6 separate regions of the Homo sapiens genome follow, and all the other regions are linked to region 5. Evidence: chromatin contacts called from ENCODE Hi-C or POLR2A ChIA-PET data. All regions are on one chromosome and are shown on one strand. The core of a region is the stretch at or near the end of the contact, and the rest is flanking DNA. Distances in the headings are between cores, read along the strand shown. Region 1 holds the start of DUSP19 (dual specificity phosphatase 19). Region 2 holds the start of ITPRID2 (ITPR interacting domain containing 2). Region 3 holds the start of MARS2 (methionyl-tRNA synthetase 2, mitochondrial). Region 4 holds the start of HSPE1-MOB4 (HSPE1-MOB4 readthrough). Region 5 holds the start of WDR75 (WD repeat domain 75). Region 6 holds the start of PGAP1 (post-GPI attachment to proteins inositol deacylase 1).

Region 1 (3,666 bases), core at 73-2,572, 6.4 Mb after region 5:
TAAATTACTTCACCAATTTTAAATCCTGGTTTCTATTTGTAAAACAAAGCTGATAATCCCTACTTCACAGGATTCCTCAAAGGAGTAAGACACTAGGTGAACAGCACCTGGGCTATTTCTCAGTCTTCTCTCTATTCAAGAATGCCTTAGCTGCATAGTGATAAGTCATTTAGTCTTTCCAAGTCTTAATTTCTCTATTCATAAATAGAAATAATTCAGACGTACTTGAAAACATTCTTGACTATTTTTTTAAGAACACCATACCATATTCTTGCCAAATTAACAAGTTTGCACTTTTATAACCTTGCTTCATTTGCTATTTGTGAACTATGCTTGTATAGGGGCTCAGTATTTCCATAATACGAAATAAATCATAAGATCTTAAGATCTCCTTCTCTTAAACACTCCAAAAACAGACACCATGAACAGACGTGGCCACAGGAGGCATGTATTCCGCACGGTCTGTAAGAGCTGCGCAGGCCAGCAAGCACAGGACTATTTCGAGTATTAACTTTTCTATAACTTTAACCATTGTCACTTGTAGTTCTGCCTGATACAAACATTCTTTTTTCATTCCTTTTTTTTCAAGCTGTATTTTTTATAAGCCAAGAAAACACAACATCAATGTGTTATTCTCCAGAGAAGTTAGAGAAACGGGAAGAAAGCTTTTCTAAAATTCAAATATGCAGTGCCAAGTGCTACGAGAATAGCATCTATGCTTCTTATGGGTACACTGTGAGGCAGAAACGGCTCTAGCTGGCTAATGGAAGTTCCATATCCAAAAAAGGAAACAGTTCAGCTTTTCGGCAGGATAGCTGATAATACAGACTATTACGCATAAAGGGGGAAAATGAGAACGTAATCTGGCTAAAAGGACTCAATGATCTAGTGGCAAGTCGATATACTCACCTAGGAGCAACCATGGCTTAATAACGCCAACTTGCAGGTCCGAGCTAAGGTCCTGCACATAACCACAACCACCCCCACTGCTCGGCTCTACTTCTTCCACAACATGAATTCTGGCATCTTTCCATGTTTCTATAATTTTCTTTCCAGTTAGCGTTGTCACCCTGGTGCATTGCTTCCTGAGATTATTCCGGGAGAATGCTTTAATTTCCTGGTTAAGGGAGTACATTACATGAGCAGTGGCTGGGAACAAATACAAACAAATCCAGCAGGCATAGAAAACGGCTGAACTGCTAGTCCCTTATTGCCCAGGTAACAAAGCCAGCCTCAGAGGTGCTCGCCCATCCAGGTAACCGCAGCAGCCACAGACCAAGAGACTGAGTCGTCCAGCTCCGTTTATCCCAGCGATGCAATGTAAGGCGAAATTTGATTGGTCATTGAGACACAAGTGCCGATTGGATGCTGTTTCTTCTTCCTGTCAGCCAGAAACCTGCATTTTCCCGAAAGGCTCGAGGGATCCACTGGGGAAGATTTCTTATTGTTGCTGTTTAAATTTAGCTTTCTAATACACGCAGAATGGTAAAATATAAGACTTCGTTGGAGAGAGGAATGATATGTCCTGGTTCTTTAAAGGCAGTGATTTTCTGATATATTCTGTTAGTGTCACTTACGGCAGTGACCATGGACGATCCGGGCTGACCTGTGTATCGCTCCCGCTTGAAAGAGACCGGCGGAGTCACCTTGCAAATCACCCTATGTCCCAAAGCCTTTCCTGCCTGTCTGCTTTTAGGCTAGTCCAGGAGGGCTAGAGCAGACGTTAAAAGTTATTTCTCGCTTCCTGTATCCTTCACACCTTCTGCTTTTGCTGTTAATGCAAGAGGAACGTTTACTAGATAAAGTTGTTGTGCGTATTTGTGAGGCAACAATTTAAATAAACTGGGAAAAAAGATATATTTTTTAAAATTTATGCTCATATATGTAGATTGACAAGAGCTTAAAATTTATTTATTTTCTGACTTTCAGCCTACATTTTCATTTCATACAGTAAATATACATCCTAAATAAGAATTGCAGCAAGTCCATCCATACGAAGAATTAAGAAAATCAATTGTGTAAGCATCCAAATTTGTAAAACAGATAAATAAATTATAGAACGATGATTCTGATTACCAAAAAAAAGTTTTGCAAAAGAAATCACAAGATTCCTTTAAAGAGAAATTTTTCAAACCCCTATTAAAGTAAATGTAATTTTAAATGAATTTCAACACAATGTATAAACACATATATAAAATGAAGAAGTTGCACTTATGAAAACTTTTCTTCCAATACCACATATTAAAATTTGTGTTGTTGTTGAAACTTTCTGACATAAAAAAATTCAACTGTTATGGATTGACTATTTCTGTCCCTTCAAAATGCATATGTTAAAGCTTTAAACCTCAAGGTGATGGTATTTAAATGGGACTTTTGGGATGTAATTTAGGATTAGACTAAGACCCTAGGGTAGGGTCCTCATGATGGGTTTAGTGGCTTCAGGAGAACTGAAAGAAATCTGCCTGCTCCCCTATATGGACCAAGGAAAGACAGTATGAGGACATAAGGAGAAGCTGGCTGTCTGCAAGCCAGGAAGAGAGCTTTCAGCAGGAACTGAATAGGCCAGCACCTTGATCTTGGACTTCTCAGCCTCCAGAACTGTAAGAAAATATATTTCGGTTGTTTAAGCAACAAAGTTTATGGCATTTTGTTAGAGCAGCCTGAGCAAACTGAGATATAAACCAAACTTCTCCCTCTTGAAAAAGGAATAGGCCCAGTACAGTGGCGCATGCCTGTAATTCCAGCACTTTGGGAGGCCAAAATGGGTGGATTGCTTGAGCCCAGGAGTTCGAGACCAGCCTGGGCAACATGATGAAACCCCAACTCCACTAAAAAATACAAAAAATTAGCCAGGTTTGGTGGCACGTGCCTGTAGTCTCAGCTACCTGGGAGGCTGAGGTGGGAGGATCACCTGAGCTAAGGAGGTTGAGGCTGCAGTGAGCCATGATCATGCCACTGTACTCCAGCCTGGGCAACAGAGTAAGACCTTGTCTCAAAAAAAAAAAAAAAAAAAAAAAAGAAAAGAAAAGAAAAAGAAAGAGAGAGAAAAATATATATATATATAAGCTCAGGCTATCTACAGGATGTCCTAAAATGAAAAACTGAAGAGATTATTTGCATCATTTAAACAACAATCACAGGCTCATCAAAAAACAACTCTAACCATAAATCAATCCATATATTTATCATAATAATGATCAAAAAAATAAGTACTATTAAGCATTCACTGCATGCTAGGCACTGCGCTTATAAACAATTTTAGATTCTTAGTATTATCCCTTAGCTGCTTAACAATGCTTTACACACATTATCATATTTGACCTCACCCCTATTTGTGATTAGAATCACAAATAAAACCTATGTTTGTTTCAGTCCAGTGCCTTATCTTTTATTTACTGTAGAATACGGCCCTGCTTCCAAAATAATTACAGTTAACGAATATTTACTGAGCATCAGCTATGTGCCTGGCACTGTTATAGTCATTGGAAATACAGCAGTGAATAAAAACAAAGTCCCTTCTTTCATGGATCTTATATCCAAGTGGAGAGAGCAAGAAACAAATATACATATAACCATGTTCGGTCATAATTTAAATGCTAAAAAAAGAAAAATCAAGCAAAATAAGGGAACAGAGTGAGAGGGCAGCGTGTTATTTGTTTTAGGGTG
Region 2 (3,292 bases), core at 692-3,191, 7.5 Mb after region 5:
TCCATATATGTCATCATATTTCAGAAGGGTCTATGACACTTCCAATAAAGGGTACGAGTTCTGTAATAAAGAGTGTTCAATAAGGTTCCAGTCGATTCATCAAAACAAGGCATTAATATCATGGTAGCCAATATCTTGTCTGTCTTTAGAGGAGGCAAACTGGCATATGAATCACTTTCCACAACAAAACAAAACAAACTACCCTAACTCTAATATTTGAACAAAATATTAAGAAAATCTAAATTGAGAAAGCAAAAATATGCTCGAAAGCAAACACCAACAAAAGTTTAAAGGCTACATTCCTGATTTTACAACTAGCAAAGTGGAATAAGAAACAAGTACATTTTGCTGTAGTCAGATTTACGTGCAACATGATTCATCTCCTCTGTATTTTATCAAACATTTTTGTACCAGTTGCCAAAGCATGTAATTAAACAGATTTATGCAGTCTGAATGCTTTTAAAAGTTCTATTCCCTGAGAATTCCAGTGCCATCTGACAATTCCATGTTCAAGAAGTAAACTATAAGTACAAAGTTAGCTAGTTTTAATAGCTCCCCAAACAGAAACAAAATTAAAGCCCATTTAGTGTAGTTAGGTAAATTAAACTCGTCTAAAACACATTTGAAAGGAAAATGATTCCGTGCCAGTTGTACAGATGCCAAAACTAAAGCAAAACAAAATATCCTGTTCGAGATGTGAGAATTCTTTCAAATAAAAACAGAACAAATATGGCATGATTATCTGTTCTGGATTTCTGATCTCTGATGCTAACACGATGCGTGAGTAGCTCAAGTCCTAACTGTAAAGTCAACACGGTCACCAAATAATCAGCGGTCACAGCACTTCCATTTCTAATCGCTTAGAGGAGGAAGCTATCCGCCGGCTCACTTTCCGGTTTGTAGCTTACAACGGTCGCGGGACCCACAGGGACGCGGCCCGAGTGGCTCTGCTCCGGCGTCCCGTCCGCACGGATCTCCCCCGGGACGCGGGCGGACCAGGGAGCACTCACCGGCAGTCCTTGAGCCATATCGCGATCTTCTCGTTGGGCACGTTTCCTGGGGGTAGAGAGAGGGGACAGCACGTTACCACCCAGGAGCACTACGACGGCGGAGTCACCCTGGACCCTCCCAAGTAGGAAAATCTACCACGGCAAATGCAGCCTAAGCGACACGTCTCAGTGTCCCTTGGCAGGGAAATCGGATGGCACCCAGTTGTCTGTGTTGACGCTGGGGGCGCCTCGTTCAGCGCGCGCGTTTGAAGGTCGGAAGTGTCCCCTCTCCCCTCGGCCTACCGTGCCCGAGGCTCTCCCAGAACTCGTGGCAGGCGCCCAGGGCGCACGAGACTCTCCCCAGCCCACCAGCCTCCCCCCGGAGCCCGGCCGGGAGCACCGACCTCTTCCCCCCGCTGCCGGCAGCTGCGCGCCGGGGAGGTCCTCCTCCTCGTCCTCCTCCTCGTCCTGCGTCGTCGCTTCTGTGGACAGATCCTCCGTCTCCGACGCTTGCCAGGAGCTGCGGCACTTGGCCCAGGCCTTCCTCCTGCGACTCGCCACTTGCCACTCCAGTTCCTCCTCCGCCTCCGCCGACGACGACAGGGGCCGGTCCATGGCCGCACTGGGGGCTCCGCTACCCCAGCCGGACCCTGCGCGAGACAAGGCGGCGGCAGGGACCCCCGCCCTTGCTGTCAGCGCCCGGCCGGGCAGGGGGCCCCGGGGAGCTGAAGCGGGCGCCGGAGGAGGAGGAGGAGGAGGAGGGGACAGGGAGGGAGGGAGGGAAGGAAGGGGAGGGAAGGGGCGGAGGGCCGGCGCTTCACATGAAGGCGGCCGGGCGCGCGCGGGAGCGCTAGTGGCCCGAGGGAGCGCGGCTGGGAGCCGAGCGCCCGCCCGGCCCCTGCTCCCCACCCCCTGCCTGACGCGCCCGGAGCAGGCCGGCCGCTGCGCGTCTGCGCGCCTTCCCTCGGCGGCGGCCCACGCCCCCTTCCGGCCGGGGCCGCGCGGGGCGCGGTAGGGCGGGGCGCGCCCGGCGCGACGCGGAGCAGGCCAGCCCCCGACTACTGCCCGCGGAATGGGCAAGATTAGTTTGTTAATAATCTTTCCTCCTCTCCTCCTCCTCCTCCCTCACCTAAAAATAGAACGTAAGTGGGGAGGCCAAGTCTCACAAAACATCCCCCGCGAGAAAACAAGTGTCTGCTTGGGCACCCTGAAACATACACTTGAAAGAGTCGCCTGAATATAGACTCTTTAGTGTCCAAGGAATTGGGGTAAGGACGGAAAGAGGTGCTTGATTGGTGTTGCCAAAATGTAAAAACTGCAAAAGACTAAGCTTCCTGGAGTGCTACTTTCATACTTAAAGTTATTTATCGTGTTTATGTTATGAATGAAAATGAATTGTGAAAGGATATTTAATCTGGAAATTTCACATTGAAGTTGGACTTTGGTGAGGGAGAATAGAGGAAACAATTGGGACAATGTGGAGATAGTTGCTTGGATTTTGGTGAGACAGCATGATACAAGAAACAAATGATGTCAGGGTTCAAAACTTTTTAAAGCCAGCTTTGGCATTCCGTTTTGTTATGTTTAAATTCTCATTAGCAAAAATACTCAAATTCTATCCAAAACCAGACACAATGTGACAGACCTATCAAGCAGCATTGTTCCCCTAAATGTTACATCTGAACTATACATATAAGTAAGGCTTCCAATATTTTATTGTACTTGGCTATGCTCTGAAGAACAAGTTAGAACACTTTTTAAAATCTTAACGTGATTGAAAAGAATATTTTGCGTAGACAAAATATTTTAAGGAAGGAATTATTTTTCATTTGAAATTAAAATCCAGAGCATAGTAAAATTCCTAATGGAAGCATTCGAATTACAAGGTAATTAAGTGCATTGTCATTGATAGCTACAGGAAACCATAACTTTTGGAGAATTTGGAATGAAGAATGCTCTGGAGATGAAATAGTGCCTAGTTTTTGTCCAGGCATTTACACATAAGTCATAGACTACTAAAATAGCACACTGATTTTCCTGCCTTCATTCTTTCCTATCTCCTTTCTAGCGCATTGCTCTAGATTTACAATTCCAAGACATCTTCTAATGGTTTACTAATATCCCCAAGATCAAATCCAAAATCCAGACTAGCTTTCCAGAACCATCATAATATTCTCCTGAGTCTCATCTATGTACTGCCAAATGTCAGGGGAGTTAGAACAGTGATATTAATATCTCTATGGCTTGAAATTTCACTACTAGAAAATCTTTTCTTTGAACCTATAAGACTTTCTCAGCCTTCA
Region 3 (3,508 bases), core at 978-3,477, 8.3 Mb before region 5:
CACCAGTAAGGGGCCTCCAACCCTGACCCTCAAAGAAAGGAGTCACTAATTAGCCTGAGAAGCAGAGGCCAGGCCAATGAAAAACCAGCCACGAGAGGTAGTTTGGGCAAATAACTGTGGTTTGGAAGGAGGCACAAAGAAGGAACAGCATTAGCAACACTGTCTCTTACCCATCTTTCCCCTGAAGACATCTTAGACACACAATGCACAAAGGACAGTGATCAATGGTCACAGAGAAATGAATAGGAGCAGGCACCTGAAAGGCTACAAACCTCTTTTCACAGGGACACAGCTTATGTGCTCATTTGATTCCACACTTAAGAAAATACTAGTATAACTTTCCTGAAAATAAAAAATAAAAAGATAACACATTTGCTTTTTTACCACAAGCCGGTAAGAACTGAGTTTCTAGGTCCGGTGGGCTTTCACCAGCCAAGTCCTGGACTGGTCTAGTCTTGGAAACAAAAGCCCAGTTTCAGGTCCCAGCCTCCTCCCTTCAAAAGGGCATGGATGTCCATAGAATCGAGGCAAGAAATAGAGCTCTCCAAGACTCCTCTCTGAGGCAGAGACCCCCAGCCTAGACAGCAGCTTGTCAGCTAGGCTTGGGGTGACAGGCTGCAGCAAAGTCCCAAAGACTCGCAAACATTCCAAGGCCACATGAAGCACAGTACCCAGCCAGGGAGCATCCACTGGGCTCTCCCAGTTCAGCTTCCATGGTGCATGCCTTTGGACAAAACCATTAGTTTGCCGGACACAGCTGGACACGGCCTCCAGAGCCTTATATATCCGAAAGTTATCATAGTGGTCTGCTACCTGCTTTGGCAAAGTGGCCACTGCGCTCACCAGAGCATAATCCTCTGCCTGAGCACGAACTGACGGCCCCACCAACCCTGGCTCACTAGGGAAGCAGGTAGTGCAGAAGGCTGGGTAGGTCTCAGAAGGATTTATTCTTTTGGCAGTGCATCGGTTCAAGAGACCTCCCAAGGCATCTGCCAGCTCGGAGTTCAGCAACTTAACCACCTTTTCATCATAGTAGTCACAGTCCCAGTTGGGGACGCCCTGCCGAAGGAGAAAGTAGCGGAAGCCATCCACGGTATAGCGGTTAAGGCAAGTCCTAGGATCCACCACGTTGCCCAAGCTCTTGGACATCTTTTGGCCACAGACTGTCCAGTGGGAATGGACACAGATGCGCTGTGGCGGGCTCATGCCGGCCCCTAACAGGAAGGCAGGCCAATAGATGGCATGGAATTTGAGAATGTCCTTACCTATGATATGAGAGGTGGCCGGCCACCAAGATTTGAACTCAGCATTTGGGTAGCCAATTACAGTGAGGTAGTTGACCAGGGCATCCAGCCATACATAGATGGTCTGCGAATCATCCCCGGGCACCGGAATGCCCCAGTGCAAGTGGCTACTTCTGCGAGACACGGACAGGTCGGGCAGCTCCTCGTCCAGCCACTGAAGAACTACGTGATGAAATGGTTCGGGGGTGATCGCCTGAGGGTTGCCCCGCAGCCACCGCTGGAGTGGCTTCCGGAACTGGGAAAGCCTGAAAATGTAGTTTTCTTCCTTGGTCCAGGAGACTGGATGCCCGCTCTCGAGAGATACAGGAAACGAATCCCCCGATGGGCCCGGCTGCTGGGTGACCTTGGCCTCAGGCAGGAAGCACTCGTCGGAAGCGCAATACCAACCTTCATAGACGCCCTTGTAGAGCAGACCGCGGGACTTAAGCACCCCCCAGAAGTGCTGCACAGCCACCCGGTGCCGGGCCTCCGTGGTGCGGATGAAATCTGTGCAGGAGATACCGGCCTCCTGGAAAAGCTGCTGGAACTGCTCAGAGACTCGGTCGCACAGCTCGGTCGGGGCCAGGCCCGCGGTAGCTGCTGCCTGCTGAATCTTCAGCCCGTGCTCGTCGGTACCAGTGGAGAATCGCGTGGCGGCCGTGCTGGGACCTCGGAGGCGACGGTGGCGGCATAGGGCGTCCGCCAGTAGTGCCGAGTACAGGTGCCCGATGTGCGGCGCCGCGTTCACGTAGAAAATGGGTGTAGTGAAGTAGGCGCGCACATCACAAGCATCATCGCCGGCACTGAGGGAGCCCGAACTGTAGTAGCGTGGGCCGAAGTCCTCCAGGAGAGACAGCCTACTAGCCCCCGTGCGTCCTAGCAGGCGGAGGACGGACGTTCGCAGCATGGTGCAGACCGGCCGCAAGCGGAGGAGGCGGCGTTCTGACAGCACGTGTGAGAGGCGCATGCGCAGCCGGGTCGCGCCGCAGCTTCCGGCCGGAAAGCCAATGAAACGCGGCCCCGAGCGCCGGCCCTCACCGCCCTCCCCGCCCGGCCCCGCCCCGCCCGCGCCTGCGCCGTCCGCACGCCGAAAGCCGCGGCGCCAGAGGCCGCCAATGGACGGCGGCTTGCCAGAAAAACAGCTCAGAGTTGCCGGGTTTAGGAGAGGCTATGAAAGAAGACGAACCTCTTTGCCTTCGTATAACATACTGTGTTTCCTGCTTTGGATTGTAATTTTATATTTATGAATCTGTTTCCCCCTCTAGGCTGAGCTGCTTGTAGGCAAGAGTTTTATATTCAGCCGTTTGTCTAAACCCCGTCCGTGGCTGGCATACTGCAAGACAGAGTATTGCTCTGCACATGCCCTGTCGATATCTAAAATGTCACCTAAATTTTATCTCAGAGCCTAAATCAATCTGTAAGGGAGGGAGAGAGAAAAAAGATGAAAAATCATTACCTACAGCATTTTGAGAGAAGGATAAGAACTGAGAATGGAAGAGAAGTCTTTAAACAGTTTTTGTTGAATCAACAAAAGTAGATTTGTGATCTGCCAAGTTCTTGCCAAAGTTTATTGAGATCCAGGAAAGTAGAGTGCAATATGCTGTCACTGTGCATATAAAGAATAATTTTCAAATTTATTTCTCAAAAAGTTAATTTTTTTAATGGTCTTGAAGTTCTTTTAAAATAGTGTTTCTCAAGTTTGCTTTTAGTAATGGAACCTTAGAATTTTTTTTAGGGGAGGAAACCTCAGGAGCCCAGAATTGAATTAATGTTAATCCCTAGTTCATAACACACTCTCATCTTTGATCTTTTTTTTTTAATTTAATTTAAGTAGCATATACATTTAATAATAAAATGGAGCAGCTATGAACCTACAACCCAATCTAAGAACTACAAGTGGTTTCAGAGTGTGGTCCCCAGAGCAGCAGAACTGGCAGCACCTGGAACTTCGTTCGATATGTATATTCTTAGGCCCCATCCCCCACATACTGAACCAGAAAACTCTGAGGGTAGGGCCCAGTAATTTAGATTTTAAGGTGATTCTGATGCACATTAAAGTTTGAGAAACACTGAACTAGAAAATTACCAGTGATTTAGATCTGTGTGCTCCTTTTCTTCTCGTACTGTCCTCCCTGAGGTAGTCATTGTCCTGAATTTTGTTCTTGCACATTTGTGTGATCACATACAAAGTATGTCTAAGTAACATTGTTTAATTTTGCTTGCAT
Region 4 (3,365 bases), core at 636-3,135, 8.1 Mb before region 5:
GTAAGCTTAAAAAAAATTGCAAAAGAAATATCAGGTTTTAAGAAAGTTTAGGGATTTGCGTTAGGCGGCATTCAGAGCTGTCCCAGGCTGCAGATTGGACAAGACTGACCAACCTGTTCCTCTGGTAGGTATACAACCAGGTATACCAACTGGTTAAGATTAGGGCAATTTCAATGTGTTAGGGGTTAAACGAACAGTCCAAGTTTCCTCTCAATTCTTAAATGCCCCCTCATTTTACCTTGAAGCACATCTTTTGTATTTATTTATTTTGTAGACAGGAGGTCTCATTATGTTGCCCAGACTGATTTTGAACTCCTGATTTTGAATCCTGAGCTCAAACGATCCTCCTGCTTTGGCCTCCCAAAATGCAAGGATTACAGGTGTGAGCCACCACGCACAGCCTCTTTTGTCTTATTAAAAATTTAGAATGTAAGGCAAACACTGATCACACTAGGCTACCAAATTGCTATTGAGGGGATTTTTTTTTTTTTTTTTTGAGACAGAATCTCGCCCTGTCCCCCATACTGGAATGCAGGGGCGCCTTGCAACCTCGGCTCCTTGCAACCTCCGCCTCCAGGGTTCAAATGATTCTCCTGCCTCAGCCTCCCCAGTAGCTGGGATTACAGGCGCATGCCACCACACCCGGCTAATTTTTGTATCTTTAGTAGAGACGGGGTTTCACCATGTTGGTCAGGCTGGTCTTGAACTCCTGACCTTGTGATCCGCACACCTCGGCCTCCCAAAGTGCTGAGATTACAGGCGAGAGCCACCGCACCCGGCCTATTGAGGACAATTTTTAATACTCTGAAACTATCACATAAAATAAGCATCATAGCATTGGTCATATAAAATAAGCAACTTTATATTAGTCATTTCCCTTTAAGAAACAGATTAGAACCAAAGCAGTTAATGATCTTGAAAACGACATAAACTCTACTTAATAAGCGACTTTTAATACTCCAGAATTACTTCTTTTCCCTCCACTGCACACTATAAAAAATAGTTCCACTGCAGCTCCCATTTACCTTTCCTTTAGAACCCGATCCAACAGCGACTACTGTTGCTTGCAATACTTTTCCTTGAGATTTTTCTGGAAGCATAATGCCTCCTTTGGTTACAGTTTCAGCAGCACTCCTTTCAACCAATACTCGGTCAAAGAGTGGAAGAAACTTTCTAAACGCTTGTCCTGCCTGTAGGAAGAGAAATGTTTTGAAACAAAAACTAAATGTAATCACATTATCAACAGGCAACGCCACCGTGCTATACATCTCAACACGTTTTGGCTTTGAAAGTTAACACCAAACCTCAGCTTATTCGTTAAGGAAGCGCATTTGAATGTACTAACCAATATTCCAAGTTTAATTCCCGATTCCTTACGTCTGTTAGGGGTCGTTGTCGCTCCTCCGGTGAGCAACCAGACCAGCTTTAAGGTCAACCTTAGTTTATTCCAAGGTCAAATGTTTTCCTTCTTCAGGTTTTTCCAGAAATTTTCAGGAAACGCTGGGTCAAGCTCCCTGCCTGGCACCATGATTTTTACCCAAGATATTACACATCCACAAAGGCCCTGCAGAAGCAGGTGAGACGCTGCGCGTGCGCCCGGGTTCTCGCCCCCCTGCCTTACACACCGGCAGCACACGCGCGTGCAAAGAGCCCTGGGGGAGAAAAGGGTCGGGCGGGCCTTGCCGCTCCAAGGTGCCATCGGGCGCTGGTCACTGAGTGGCCACCAATCCCTCCCGCCCAGCCCAACAAAAGAGGGGCGTCAGGGATCCCCGTACGCCTCAGACAGGCCCGGGCCTGCAGGCCTCGGGGCCACGCGGGACTCACCATTACTCCCTCCGCCTCAGACTCGTACTCTGCTCTAGTGTAGCGCCGCAAAGAGACTCGCAGTCCGGCCCTGGCGACACGTGAAAAAATCACCCAGCGCGCAGGCGCGCTCGCCCCAGCGGTCGCCGCTAGCCCCCTCGCCCCTCCCAGGGAGGGAGGGCGGTCGCCCCGACGCGCACCGCGATTCGCCCCAAGGGCCCTGCGCAGGACGCTGACGCGAAGACTCGGAGGCGGAAGAAAAAAGGAGCTGTTTCTAGGCTTTTCTAGGCGCCCAGCCGAGGTGAAAGAACTACCCCTTCGTCCCCTCCCGGAAATGACGCGATTTGACCCTTGAGCCGTAGGGAGCGCGGCATTTTCTGGAAAGTTCTGGAACCGAGCGAGGCCCGGGAACTAGACTAAGCCGGCCGGAGAGGGCTGAGCGCGCTAGCACACCCTGCGCGGGTAGGGAGGGGCGGGGCTCGCGCGCAGGGTGTGCAGATTGCAGGGCCCGGGCTGACGGGAAGTGGGTGGGAGCTGCCTGCACACGCGGTGCCGCGGGGCGGGAGTAGAGGCGGAGGGAGGGGACACGGGCTCATTGCGGTGTGCGCCCTGCACTCTGTCCCTCACTCGCCGCCGACGACCTGTCTCGCCGAGCGCACGCCTTGCCGCCGCCCCGCAGGTACGCGGCCTTCCCGCACCACCTCCCCCCGGCTCCTGCGACCCCCGAGTGGGCCTTCCTCCTCTGCGGTCCAGCTGGAGGGTGCGGGCGGCGACAACCTGGAGTTCCGCACCGCGCCGCACCGCAGGCCCAGGCCTGCGGGTCCAGGCCTCGCGGGTCCATGCGGGTTCCATCACGTGCGACGCGGATCCTGGACCTCGGCTGGGCGCGGGAGGGACAACTCGTGGGGTTTGAATTTGGGGGATTGTAACCACTTAGGCCCGCTGGTGCAACCTGCGCCTGGCCGACTTCAGGGAACCGGGGAGGGTGGTGTACGTGAGGGAACCGCTTTTTTCCCCCGCAGGCAGCTGGGATACCGCGCCTCCAGTCTTGACCTTGCTGGGGGCGTTCGGAAAGAAGGACACGTGGGCTCGCGCCGAGTGGGCCGGGCCGCCGCCCCCAGCATCGCGGCCTTGCTGGTTGCTCTGATACAGTAGCCTTGGGTGGATCCATGGAGACACTTTGCTGAGCGGCTTTTTGCACCGTCAGGAATACTTTTAACTTCCCTGGTCACTTGGATTTGTAACTTGCCTCTCTCCGGCTGACTTGGTTTCTCAGGGGCCACAGTTGGAGTGGGTCTGCCCACAAGGCCGTTTTCGCGGTGAAAGATTAACTCGTTTTTGGCGGCAGGGATAGGTGGCCGTGGGGAAGGAGCCGCATGTGCTTTGTGCTGGTGCTATAGGTCAGGCGCCGGCCGGGGCGGCCTCTTTAGCTTGCGCTAGTGGCTGATGTTCCGAAGCTGCGGCGCCTTCCGTCATTCAGGCGTAGTGGCTGGCGGAGGTCAGCCAGGCTCAGCATCTCACGTTGCTTGCTCTGTTGCACAGGTGGGCATGTTTGTTCTGCA
Region 5 (3,337 bases), core at 222-2,721:
TATGAGTCCGAAGCGTCACAGTGTGACAGCCTCTTAAAGCCTGTTTCTTCCTTTGATTCATAAGATCAATGTCAACAAAGCCACAGGACTCATTTTTTTTTGGCTTCTAAGGCAATTTATAAAAGCTCTTTCAGTCATGCTTGCATTACCTTCAACAACTACCTGTCGTACACTCATATGCAGAATATTGTGGGGGTGGGCCGGGCACAGTTGCTCACTGTAATCGCTGCACTTTGGGAGGTTCAGGTGGGCAGATCACTTGAGGCCAGGAGTTCCAGGGCAGCCTGGCCAACATGGCGAAACCCTCTCTCTACTAAAAATACAAAAATTAGCGGGCGTGGTGGCCCGCGCTTATAATACTTGCTACTCAGGAGGCCGAGGCACCAGAATTGCTTGAACCAGGGAGGCGGAGGTTGCAATGAGCCTAGATTGAGCCACTGCACTCCAGCCTGGGTGACAGAGTGAGATTCTGCATCAAAAAAAAAAAAAAAAAAAAAAAAAAGAATATTGTGGAGGCTACAAACTTTCATAAAATACTATCTCTACTCTTCTAAGGCAGAAAGGGTTTTTTGATTTTATTAAGTGCCACCCTACCTAAAGTTATTTGAAAACCTGACAATACAGTAATAATGATTACAGCTACATACATTGAGCCATTATGTGCCGGGCATTGTTGTCTGTAGTTTTAACATATTGAGGCATTTAATCCTCCCAATAACCACGTGAGATGAACTAAATATTGTCCCCCTTTACAGATGATGGCAACTGAGGCAAAGATTAAGAAACTTACAAAGGTTTCATAATGTAAGAAGTGGATTTTGAAGCCAGGGAGTGGTTTGGTTTCCAGCTACACTGAGAAAAGAGACCAAGTCTTAGCGTATTTTTATCTCATAAAGAATCTAACATCTGTTTTCATGTAAAGTTCCGAAAAGACTGCACTATGCTTCATGCACTATGCTTCAGGAGTGAGGAGTGGGTAGAAAAAGCGGAATAGTTTTAGGTTTTAGTCACTCCAAAACATGATTCTGTACGAAAGAGTAGGTACTGCAAAGGTAGTGGCATACACATCCACCCCTGGACCATTTTCCAGCCGCCCGAACACCTTCCAGATCCTCGACACGGAGACCGGCTCCAGGGCCTTTATCTACCTGCAGGTAAACTGTCCAGGAATCGGGGGACGCAACCCAATCTGCAGTGGTAACGGGACCTCCCAGGTACCCTGGGGATCCCCCACAGGCGCGTGCTCTACCCAAAGCCGATATCCGCCAGGCGGGCGAGTCCGAACGCGACTGACAATTCCTTCTCCCCGACCCTCGAGAAACTCACGCCCCGCCCCTCAGCCGACAAAGCGCGGTGCCCCTCATACTTAGAATCTGCAGAGAACACAGCTCTCCTAAAGTTCAACTCGCTGCCGCCACAACGAACCACGCGGATGTTCTCCTCCTCCACCATCTTTGCGCAGTAGCGGAATGGCCAATCTCTGGTCCCGCCCTGAACTTCCTTCGTTGAGCCGGGTAATAAGGCTGTTCCCAGCCCACAGAACCCACCCCCGGGCCCTTCTAGGCCTGAGACTCGGTGGTAGGACTCCGCTTCCGTGCAGGCACCTTTTGTGTGGGCAATGTCAAACTAAGACACTTGTAAGAAAAGGTGAAAGCAAAACAGAGATTTAGAGACAATCAGTTTTTATTATATACCTATACACAATTATTTAATACAGACATATTTCTCTCAGGCCTTGTCAACCTGACTCTATGGCTTTTTCCGCCAGAAGGGAAAGGTGGCGTATAGTGTACCACGTGACCTCCAGTCGTCCCACCGGAGGCGTCGCTTTCTAGTGTCTGTGGTGTCGGCGCTGCAGGATGACGCGAGCCTCTCGCGTCCCTGGTTTTCTCGGTCGCAGCGTTGAGTTATTGGGTGGAAAGGTAGCTTTCTCTTCCTTGTACAGCTTTTTGTTCCTCTCATTAGCCGTTCTTCTGTTCTTGTGAACATCGCTTAGGTTACTACAGAATCTCCACAGTCCTAGGGCCTAGCTTTCTTCCTTTGGAAATCTGGCTCCTACTCCGGGATTCTGGTGCATCTTCCGCAGCGTTCAGTGTAGCTGCTCGGGCTAATCTGACATTCGGCCAGTCCCGCCAGGTTTCAGGGCGCTGGTCTCTGGTTTCCTGAGTTTTACCTTTTCCCATTAGTGAATAGAATCTGTGGGTTAGGAACCCCTAAAATCTCAACATGTTTATTTTTGCCAGTTTATCTCCAGTTTTCCTTTGTAAACTTACACGTATCATATTCTTGGACCCTGTATATTATGTTGCCTATTTTGATTTCGCTTCTTGATTTGTGGATTTACCACAAAATTACCAAGGTCTCAAATATAGTCACATGTCACATAAGGATCTTTCAATCAATGCATATAACATGGTGATTCCGTAAGATTATAATACTGTGTTTTTACTGTACCTTTTATGTGTTTAAATACACAAATACTATTCTGTTACAATTGCCTGCAATATTGAGTACAGTAACATGTTGTTCAGATTTGTAGCCTAGGAGCAATCAGCTATAACGTACAGCCTAGGTGTGTAGTAGGCTGTACCATCTAGGTTTGTGTAGGTACACTCTGTGATATTCACACAATGATGAAATCACCTAAAATGCATTTCTTAGAACATATCCCCATCATTAAGCCACACATGATTATACCTATAAGTTTATTTATGGTGGAGAAATACAATATTCACAAAGGTCAAGACATATCCTGGGACAGCACCACTGTAAAAATCAGGGATAAATTTACTTTTTACTGAGGAGTCTAGCTTATTAAAGTGCTCAAAACTTTATTATTTGGGGAGCCAGAACTAGAAAGGGAGATATTTAATAATTTTGGTTTATCTCAAGCTGTAACCAGCTTTCTCTTTCATGACTGTGATACCCTTTGTCACAGTGGATGGAGTGTAAAATATCACTTTTGATTCTGCAGCCTTAACCTCTTTTTGTTTAGTCTCTTGATGTATGCACAATAAATCTTTTAAAGACTTTGTTGGGTACTTTGTAACCTGATACAGGCTTTTCCTTAGGGCCTGAGCCAAGAAACAAAATAAATATTTTCACTCAAATTAGTGTGACTTTAGTTGTATGTTACTGTATGGTAACTTTAGATTTTTCAGAAAAGAATCAGAAATCCTGATATGGACAAAAACTAGCTGGATTGATAAATGTATAGGAGGATTATTTTACACAGAGTTTTAATTTACTGAAGTGCCCAGAAAGATAAGTCATTTGTATTTTGATTTCTTTTTACATAATTTTTAAGGAACCAATCCCACCTACAGCTGTTTAATTA
Region 6 (3,556 bases), core at 884-3,383, 7.5 Mb before region 5:
ATGGTGAAACCCCGTCTCTACTAAAAATAAAAAATTAGCCGGGCATGATGGTGTGTGCCTGTAATCCCAGCTACTCGGGAGGCTGAGGCAGGAGAATTGCTTGAACCAGGGAGGTGGAGGGTGCAGTGAGCCGAGATCGCGCCACTGCACTCCAGTCTGGGCAACAGAGCAAGACTCCGTCTCAAAAAAAAAAAAAAAAAAAAAAAAATTAGCCAGGTGTGGTGGTCACACCTATAATCCCAGCTACTTGGAGGCTGAGACACCAGGATCACTTGAATCCGGGAAGCGGAGGCTGCAGTGAGTCAATATCGCGCCACTGCACTCCAGCCTGGGCGACAGAGCAAGACTCCGTTTCAAAAAAAAAAAAAAAAAAATTAGCCAGGTGTGGTGGTCACACCTATAATCCCAGCTACTTGGAGGCCGAGGCACCAGGATCACTTGAACCCGGGAAGCGGAGGCTGCAGTGAGTCGATATCGCGCCACTGCACTCCAGCCTGGGCGACAGAGCAAGACTCAGTCTCAAAACAAACAAAAACGACACGTCTCATACAGGACTTACTTCAATGACATATTACTTAATTGCCCTCCTGATCAGTACCACCTACAGCTCCCCTGTTATCCTGGTCTTTCCAGACTTATCTCCCTACAAAAAAGGAGACTGCTTCCGCATTTTCCCATTTCTGTCTTTCTCCGTCAATACTCCACATTCCGTAGCTAGCTGTGTTTGTTTAGACTTGCAACTGTTTCTGTGCAGGGTAAAGACTATCTTGATTTTCAGGATCACTCCACTTCTTCTTCATAGTTTCGTAATCTGAACATCAGGGTGTTGTACAAGATAAACTATAAGCTTCCTTTTGGTTTTAAAATTCTTTGATTTTATGTATTGTAGCCAAACTTCCTCTGCACAGAAAATATACCAGAAAATCAGCCCAAGTTCAATGAAATTCATTTAGTGCCAAAGACCATTCTAAGAATCCTGTGGTTACTACACACACACGCACACACACACCGTCTACTGTTGAGTCAGCTTTAAAGAGTGATGTCTTTTTCCTAACATTCTAGTGTTTTGAAGCTGCTACAAGTGATTGATTTCGAGCTTTTTTTAAAAACTCCTCCTTTGTACAAAACAGAACCGAAATTCTTCAAAACGAATTAAGTCATTTGCGAGTTTGAATGGAAGCTGGACGAAATTGCCTCCTCCAGTTAACGTGGAACCCATTCCCCAAGAGATGGAGGTTCTGGAGAGCAAGGCGAGTCAGCGTCAAACTGATTACGCAGATACCTGTTGGGGACGTCAGTGCTAATAGATATTTTGGTAACATATTTTAAGGACTAACGATGCTTTTTGTGATTCAGGCTTTCATCTGATACCAAGAGCAGAATCTCGTCGGCTTGCGGGTGTTTTTTTTTTTTTTTTTTTTTTTTTTTTTAATGAGCCGGTGCTTTTAAGCGCTGTTACCTACTGGGCCCAAGTAGGCGGTAGAAGAGGGAAAATAAAGCCATTTGTTCCCTCTTCAAGCTAACTGCTCCAGAGAGCTGTGAGTGTGCTCTACTACCGTTGGGAAAACCGAAATTGCGGAGGCCTGAGTCTTTTCAAAATTGAACGGGAAGCGTTTTTAAACTGCCGCAGGGAGAGGCGTTTGCGAGGTGACAGCTGATGACCCCTGGGCTTTTAAGTCCTCCTCCCCTCTCTCGGTCCGCTCTCGGTCCTTAATCGCCTCTGGACTCTGGGCTCTAGTCCCCTCCCCAGATTCACCCATCTGACACCCGCCTCCTGCCCAATCCCCCGGCTCGTCTCCAGGGCTCCCGCGCTCCGCCCATCCCCCTCTGGATGCTTCCTCTCTCTCTCTTCTTTCCCTCCCGCCAGCCACTCCTCGCGTCTTTCTCTCCCCACTTCCCTTCTTTCCCCTCACCCTCCAGCCCAGCCCACCCTGCTTTCTCCCTCTTTCTCTTTCCCGTAGATCCGCGCTCGCGCTGCAACACCTACTCCTCCCTCGGCTCTGGGAGTCGCCAGGCCAGAGGCGCCGCGGACCTGGTGCGCGCAGGCGCACTGCGCGGCTGGCGAACGGGCAGGCCGGGCATCAGCGCAGGCGCGCGCGGCTGGGGCTCGGCTCCGGGGGTGGCGGTCGGACAGTGTCTAGCACGCTCAGTCCGGGCTTGGGGCCCCGCGGCGGAGAAGGAGGTAGAGGGGGCGGCGGCGGCGGCGGCGGTGGTGGCGGCACCATGTTTCTTCACTCAGTTAATCTCTGGAACCTGGCGTTTTATGTCTTCATGGTCTTTCTGGCAACCCTGGGGCTGTGGGATGTCTTCTTCGGCTTCGAGGAGAATAAGTGCAGTATGAGCTACATGTTTGAGTACCCGGAGTATCAGGTAAGGTTCTGCCCTCTCCTCAGCCGGGCGCTCCAAGACTCTGGCCCCTGGTGCCTTTTTCCTTCTGTGGGTTCGTCCTGCCTTGGCTCTCTGCGCCTCTCGGGCCCCCTGTCCCGTCCTCGCCTCTGTTTTCTCCGCCCGGGGAGACTCTGCATCCCCCTTCTGCCCCCCTCACCTCCCCTTTGTGTCCCTTCTTCACGGTGGGGTGTTTGTTAGACGATTTCCCGAGAGCATCCTCGTGGTCGTCCTCGTAGTTACTCCGCTGTCCCTCCGCCTCCTCCCCAGCCCCAAATCCTGGGCACAAGCTCTTCTGACTGGCCGGGCCCAGCCCCCCTCATGCCCAGAGAGGCAGCCTCAACCCTTCTCCCTAAACCGAAGCTCCATCCCTCTCGCGTTCTTGCCTTAACCCGTGCCCCAGGACCTTCCTTTGCTTCCCACGCGCCTAAATTCCCCTCGCGCCCGGTGATCTGCTCGTCAGATTTCGCATTTCTAGAAAGGGACCGAGCGTCTGCAGAGTGTATATTGGCTAGATAGTTCCCAAGGCTGTTTTTAGAGACTCCAGGGTTTTGCCTATGGGTAAACTGGCGAGTCATTGAATTGGAAACTAGATCCCCTCTTGGAAAGATGTTGCAGATCCTCTTATTTTGCAGGTTAAGGGGCCGTGCGTGTGTGGGCTTGCCTGTGTGTGTGCATACCTGTGTTTATGCATGTCTCTCAGCAGCCGAGCCTCTTAATAGTTGCATACAAAATCTATTTCATGGTGCTATTTTTGTTTTCTCGCTGGGTTCGGAGTTTAAGAGAGAGCCAACCCTTCTCTCTCCACCCCTACCGCTTCCATGCCATTTTGAATGTTTTCAATCAATGGCTTCGTTAGTTCGGCATAGTAGGATCTAGAATTTCATTCATGACTAGCTGTAAAAAGAGGCGCAGACAAATTACACAACTGTCCTAAGAGAATTTTTCCGAATGATTCTTTTATTTCTAAGTGCATCTCTTAATTATGGACTACCTATTGTAATAATTCCCTACCATAAAATGTATATGCACTATAACATATATTGATAAAATACATTTTTAGTATACTCTTAAAATCACAGCAGTTTTTTTTTTAGGGTGAAGGATGCAAGTCCTGATTGCTTCTTTGTACAAGTCATTATGGAGGAAGCCTGTTACTTGATTACGCTGC

Evidence for each region. Hi-C counts contacts between places; a loop is a spot of excess contacts on that map. ChIA-PET counts read pairs that join two places held with the same protein, here RNA polymerase II (POLR2A). Pooled maps may share reads with other maps.
Region 1: a loop to region 5 is called in a pooled map, with 4 times the contacts of the local background. The contact joins the promoter of DUSP19 here to the promoter of WDR75 in region 5. A Hi-C loop is called at or near these places in 3 of 50 pooled maps.
Region 2: a pooled map shows a loop between it and region 5 (7-fold over the local background). The contact joins the promoter of ITPRID2 here to the promoter of WDR75 in region 5. A Hi-C loop is called at or near these places in 4 of 50 pooled maps.
Region 3: a loop to region 5 is called in a map of B cell, with 8 times the contacts of the local background. The contact joins the promoter of MARS2 here to the promoter of WDR75 in region 5. A Hi-C loop is called at or near these places in 2 of 168 maps with a recorded cell type or tissue (B cell and naive thymus-derived CD4-positive, alpha-beta T cell) and 6 of 50 pooled maps.
Region 4: a loop to region 5 is called in a pooled map, with 11 times the contacts of the local background. The contact joins the promoter of HSPE1-MOB4 here to the promoter of WDR75 in region 5. A Hi-C loop is called at or near these places in 1 of 168 maps with a recorded cell type or tissue (CD8-positive, alpha-beta T cell) and 5 of 50 pooled maps. POLR2A ChIA-PET finds 5 or more read pairs at or near these places in 2 of 52 experiments (CD8-positive, alpha-beta T cell and T-cell).
Region 6: a loop to region 5 is called in a pooled map, with 5 times the contacts of the local background. The contact joins the promoter of PGAP1 here to the promoter of WDR75 in region 5. A Hi-C loop is called at or near these places in 5 of 50 pooled maps.

What each region holds. Positions count from the first base shown.
Region 1 is chr2:183,076,403-183,080,068 of GRCh38, reverse strand. It overlaps DUSP19 (dual specificity phosphatase 19), which reads right to left and starts at 1,322. Exons shown (of 4, transcript NM_080876.4): 1 at 910-1,322. The coding sequence starts at 1,135.
Region 2 is chr2:181,890,379-181,893,670 of GRCh38, reverse strand. It overlaps ITPRID2 (ITPR interacting domain containing 2), which reads right to left and starts at 1,941. Exons shown (of 18, transcript NM_001130445.3): 1 at 1,394-1,941; 2 at 1,011-1,056. The coding sequence starts at 1,604. RefSeq lists silencers at 1,305-1,444, 1,735-2,064.
Region 3 is chr2:197,704,088-197,707,595 of GRCh38, reverse strand. It overlaps MARS2 (methionyl-tRNA synthetase 2, mitochondrial), which reads right to left and starts at 2,227. Exons shown (of 1, transcript NM_138395.4): 1 at 1-2,227. The coding sequence starts at 2,190. The coding sequence ends at 409. RefSeq lists enhancers at 1,824-1,943, 1,984-2,033 and a silencer at 2,174-2,413.
Region 4 is chr2:197,498,899-197,502,263 of GRCh38, reverse strand. It overlaps HSPE1-MOB4 (HSPE1-MOB4 readthrough), which reads right to left and starts at 1,885. Exons shown (of 9, transcript NM_001202485.2): 1 at 1,825-1,885; 2 at 1,026-1,190. The coding sequence starts at 1,827. It overlaps HSPD1 (heat shock protein family D (Hsp60) member 1), which reads left to right and starts at 2,424. Exons shown (of 12, transcript NM_002156.5): 1 at 2,424-2,482. It overlaps HSPE1 (heat shock protein family E (Hsp10) member 1), which reads right to left and starts at 1,885. Exons shown (of 4, transcript NM_002157.3): 1 at 1,825-1,885; 2 at 1,026-1,190. The coding sequence starts at 1,827. RefSeq lists an enhancer at 1,765-1,824 and silencers at 1,965-2,024, 2,215-2,544.
Region 5 is chr2:189,439,608-189,442,944 of GRCh38, reverse strand. It overlaps WDR75 (WD repeat domain 75), which reads right to left and starts at 1,471. Exons shown (of 21, transcript NM_032168.3): 1 at 1,367-1,471. The coding sequence starts at 1,452. It also overlaps a transcript of COL5A2 not described here. RefSeq lists enhancers at 1,026-1,075, 1,096-1,325, 1,346-1,475, 1,736-1,955, 1,976-2,135 and 1 more.
Region 6 is chr2:196,925,284-196,928,839 of GRCh38, reverse strand. PGAP1 (post-GPI attachment to proteins inositol deacylase 1) reads left to right here and starts at 2,133. Exons shown (of 27, transcript NM_024989.4): 1 at 2,133-2,370. The coding sequence starts at 2,224. RefSeq lists a silencer at 1,935-2,184.